2 separate regions of the Homo sapiens genome follow, and region 1 is linked to region 2. The links are chromatin loops, found by intact Hi-C in ENCODE. Cell type or tissue: chondrocyte. All regions are shown on one strand. Region 1 overlaps IGFBP7-AS1 (IGFBP7 antisense RNA 1). Region 2 overlaps POLR2B (RNA polymerase II subunit B).

Region 1 (2,500 bases), 100 kb after region 2:
GGGCTTGCATGGCCTCAAAGGGTCAGAAGTAGACCCAACTGAAGGTCCTGTTATCCTGGTAGATCTTCAGTGAGAGGTTTAGGAGGGGCTATGTGGTGGCAATGATGCCTGTGTAGGAAAACCTCCTACCTCTTTAGCCATTGAAATGAAGAGATGGACATCCAGAAGTCTAGGAAAATTGGCTTAATGCAAGAAAGCAACACTTTCCAGCTTTATGTGCCTCTCAGAACTCATCTTGCTAAATCTTTTTGGGTCACTTGCAAACACAATTGGTAATTCTATACCAATTGTGTTTGCAAGAAGAGGATAATTCGTGACTGAATAAAAGCTATTCTCAGGCATAAGGCCGAGTGTGGTGGCTTACACCTGTAATCCCAGCACTTTGGGAGGCCAAGGCAGGTGGATCACCTGAGGTCAGGAGTTTGAGACCAGCTTTGCCAACATGGTGAAACCCTGTCTCTATTAAAATACAAAAATTAGCCGGGCTCGTTGGCACGCACCTGTAGTCCCAGCTACTTGAGAGGCTGAGGCAGGAGAATTGCTTGAACCCTGGAGGTGGAGGTTGCAGCGAGCAGAGAGCACACCACTGCACTCCAGCCTGGGTGACAGAGTGAGATTCTGTCTCAAAAAAATAAAAAAGTATTCCTAGGTGTGAATGCACCAAACCAATTAGAACATACATCATTCTTAATCTGGGCCTCTTGCAGCAGCTCTGGTCAATTGAGGGTTTATACTCAGATAAATATCATTGAGTTATCACGCCCTGTTTAATGAGAAGAATGCCAGACTTCTTATAATTCTTCATAAAGCCATTACCAACCTGCCCTCTGTGTGCCTCACTCGATCCCTGTCTTTGACCTCCTGATGTGCCAAGTTGAATGACTTTCGGTCTCCCAGAATAGCCGTCCTCTTTAGATGTCTCACATGTGATTTCTTCTTTCTGGAATTCCCTGGGAAGACAGCTTTTACCTCATCCCAAGCCTCTGTTTTCTTTAGGAATACAGCCTTGCCTCCTCTGCCCACTTCCCTTCTGGGAGTTGTCTTGCTATTGAGTTCCAGCCAAGTCTAGAATCCTGTCTGACGCCACTCCTCTCTGTGTAGACGTCTGCCCAGTGTCTGCCCCGGAAGTGCAGCTCCCTCTCTCTGAGCCGCTCTGAGTTTGGTTGCTGTCTTGGACTGCTTTCACTTGTCCCTGTTGTATTCTCCACAAACATGTCCACATGCCAGGCTGAGCTCTTTCTTCCACTGCTGTAGCGGGCTCGTCCCACAGAGCTTTATTCCTCCCAGTGAGCCCCTCACATCCTAGCTTCAGGCCTTTCCCAGCCCATCTGGCCACCCACTGCCTTTGCTAAGCCCTTTCTCTTTCCCTGAGGGCTTTTAGGGTAGGAAGAAAAATAAACTCTATGACTGGATTCATTTGGAATTTGGCTGTCAGAGTCATGTTCTCTTCTTTTGGGTCTATTTAAAAAGCATCCAGCGCCCATGGGAAGCAATAACCCTTCCCAAAGGGCTAAGGCAATCTGCTCCGACCCCCGGAGCATCCTTCCTCATCCTTCACATCTCAGAGCAGACATCGGTCTCTGCTGGAAGAGTCTTTCTAACCTTCAGGTCTCACAGAGGTCTCCCATGCCCCTCACTCAGTGCATTCTCCATTTTAGCTTTACTGCACTGTATATAACCACCAGATCTCAAGGACAATGATAGCTTTAAAAACTGATTTGCCATTGCCGTATCTCCAGCACTCAGCTCAATAGGTGCATGAGTGAATGAATGAATGAATGATTTCTCTGCACATCTTCCACTGATTAGCTCTCTGTTGCCTAAGACATCTCAGTTACCATTCATTCTTCAGACTTTGTTTTTTATTCCTTTCTTCTCTTATTCCAGTTTCTAGCACTTGTTAGCTATATGACCTTGGGTAAGTGACTAAACCTCTTTGTGCCTCAGTTTTATCTGTAACATGGAGTAATAGTATTACCCATCTCATGAGGTTGTGGGGAGATTGAATGGAGCAGTGCTTGGCACATAATAAACCCTCAATAAATATGATGATTGAATTATTTCCTGTGCTTTCCTTGATGTTTTCACAGGATTATTAACCATGATTTTGTTAAAATTGACTAATAGAATAGAATAATTACTTGTTGCAACTTCTCTTGCTCTCTTGCTAAATTGAGGAGAATTATATAGTTTTATTTTCCTTTTCCTTTGCTCCTCCACTTGATCCCTCCCATATTTTTGGAGGGACTCAGGCTTTTGGGTGGGGAGGTGGTGAGTAGTTCCTCCTAGGGCTGAATTACTTTGCAGGTAACACTTGGAATATTAGAGATACCTAATGTTGGACTTAAGTTTGAAAGTCTTTCAATAGTTTTATAAGGTCAAAACAAACTTTTTTAAAGCAACCCTACGTGAACACTGATAAAGTTAAAATGATGACTGAGAAAAAGTGGTGTCAACTTAAATAACAGAGAGATGCCGTCTAAAAGAAATAATATTTACT
Region 2 (2,500 bases):
GAGAGCTTGAACAGGTTGAATTTTATTTTGAAAATGGAGACCCATCCAACCTTTTGGATCAGGGAAGTAATACAATTAGAAATTTGTTTTAGGAATACCATTCTGACAGCGGCATAAAGAGTAGATTACAATCAGGTACTGTATTAACAGGGAGCTAATTTAGGGGTTTTTGCAGTAGTATAAATGTGAAATGGCAAGGTCCTAAAGAAATGAAAAAGAATGATGGGTAAGATACCTTTTGAAATACACTTGATAGGACTTGATGACTGGTTGAGTGTGGAGCAATGAAGAGAGGAATTGGAAATACTGTTGGTGTTTGTGGCTTGGGTGATTAAAGAGAGGTGCTTTGAATAGGTTGGGGGAAAAATAAGATTGGGAACATGTTAGAAGGGGAAAGAGGTTTTAGAGGTAAGACAATAATTTTGTTTTGGATATGTTGATTTAGTGTCTTAGTGTCAGAACACTAAGACGTGAACTTCCAACAGTGAGTTGCAAACATGATTTGAAAGACGGTCAAGTCTAGAGATGTAAAATTTTTAATTTATTAATGATAATTATAGATTACTATGAAATTGCCTAAGGAGAATTTAGAATGAGAAAAAGGCCAGAGGCAGACAATTTTAGACACCAGGAAGAGAAATTAAGAGAGAAGATTTGAGAAGTAGCTGATAAGGAGGGGAATTCCAGGTTTGTAGGAGATTCTCAGGGAGACTGGATGGTGGGTAAAATGGTGAAGAGAAATCTGAAGGGTATGAGTGTTGACTATTAAAGGAGACAGTAGAGTTCTTTGGCACTGTTATCTTTTGTATTAACAGACTTTTGGCTTTGAATGTGGGTAACATTTGTTATTTGTTAGTAAAGTTTATCTTTAGTGTATTGTAATGGGGCTCTACCATTTTGATAGCAAATTCTCATAGGTTAAAATTACTTATTTTCAAAATCCTCCACAAGGGGTTCCTCTTGTCTAGAAAAGCAAAATCTGTTAGGTTGTCTACACAGTATGCATGTATCTTTGGGCTGTGCTTGCAGTGCTGTGTTTTCTCCAACATTTAGATAATACAGTTTCTTTATGGCTAGAGAGGAAAATAAATATACAGAAGGACTAGGTTTGAAAGCAAATGTTCCTTTGGTACTGGTGTGAAGTGGAGAGTCATGGCTGGCAGGGACTGCAGTTCTGTTATTCCTGACTTCATCATGGCATCTTTATTTTGAAATTCTTTTTTTTTTTGTAGAGATAGGGTCTACTTTGTTGCCCAGGCTGGTCTCAAACTTCTGGGCTCAAGTGATTTTCCCACCTCAGCCTCCCAAAGTGCCGGGATTACAGATGTAAGCCACTACGGCCAGCCCATCGTACCATTTTTAAAAAAACTTTTAACATTTTACCACATTTGCTCTATTATTCTCTCCCTTTTTATTTCTCCTCCTGAACCACATGAGAGTAAGTTGCAGGCATGAAGCCATATCATTCTTTAATTCTTCAGTATGTGTTTCCTAAGAACAAGGACATTCTCTGCAGTGTAGCCATCAAAATCAGGGTAACATTGATATCCATATAGTCAGCAGTCCTCAATTCAAATTTTGCCAGTTGTCCTAATGATGTCTTTTTTTTTTTTTTTTTTTTTTGAGAAAGCAACTGTTATTGTATTCAAACCTAACGATGTCTTTAATGGGTCTAGGAGCTAATCCAGGATTGTGCATTGCATTTAATTGCATGGTTCTTTAGTTTCCTTAATCTAGAACAGTTTCTCAGTCTTTCCTTGTCTTTCATGACCTTGACATTTGTGAAGAGTTCAGGAAAGTTATTTTTGCATTGTGTCTCAATTTAGGTTTGACTATTGTTTCCTCATGATGATATCCAGGTTATGAATATCAAGTTATTTTATTTTATTTTTTTGAGACGGATTCTCGCTCTGCCACCAGGCTGGAGTGCAGTGGCACGATCTTGGTTCGCTGCAACCTCTGCCTCCTGGGTTTAAGCGATTCTTCTGTCTCAGCCTCCTGAGTAGCTGGGACTGCAGGCGCGTGCCACCACGCCCAGCTAGTTTTTGTATTTTTATTAGAGGTGGGGTTTCACCATGTTGGCCAGGATGGTCTCAATCGCTTGACCTTGTGATCCACCTGCCTCGGCCTCCCAAAGTGCTGGGATTACAGGCGTGAGCCACCATGCCCGACCTAAATATCAAGTTATTTTATGGGCTCATCAAACAAAGTGTTTTGGCAGCAGCAACTAAGAATTTCATTGTGGTGGGAAAGATATGATATTTTCTTGGTGGCAGAAGGAGAGGGGAATGGGGTAGTATCAGTTTCAAACCTAAAAGCTGGGGCTTGAGTCTATTGCTTATTAATTTTGGGATCATGGGTAGATTATTAATTCACTCCTCTGATTCATGAGAATAATAATGCTTATCTTGTTTATGGCACAGAGTTGCTGTGAGGATCAGGAAACTTGGTTTGGGGAGGCACTTCCTAAGTAGGAGGTGACTCATGTGTAATCACTTAC

What was found. Hi-C counts contacts between places; a loop is a spot of excess contacts. Peaks named below come from ENCODE experiments on the same cell type or tissue, not always from the same donor. Only the 100,000 strongest peaks of a DNase experiment are listed, where the experiment ranks them.
Region 1: it touches region 2 in a loop (2.2-fold over the local background); 19 of 110 quality-filtered maps call a loop at or near these places.

The regions. Positions count from the first base shown.
Region 1 is chr4:57,118,191-57,120,690 of GRCh38, forward strand. All of the region lies in intron 1 of IGFBP7-AS1 (IGFBP7 antisense RNA 1), which reads left to right. Among named protein-coding and RNA genes, the nearest start is that of IGFBP7, 9.1 kb to the left of the region's middle. In chondrocyte, no CTCF peak of the experiment used is centred here; a DNase peak (open chromatin) is centred at 1,153.
Region 2 is chr4:57,018,159-57,020,658 of GRCh38, forward strand. All of the region lies in intron 16 of POLR2B (RNA polymerase II subunit B), which reads left to right. Among named protein-coding and RNA genes, the nearest start is that of POLR2B, 41 kb to the left of the region's middle. In chondrocyte, a CTCF peak has its summit at 951; no DNase peak of the experiment used is centred here.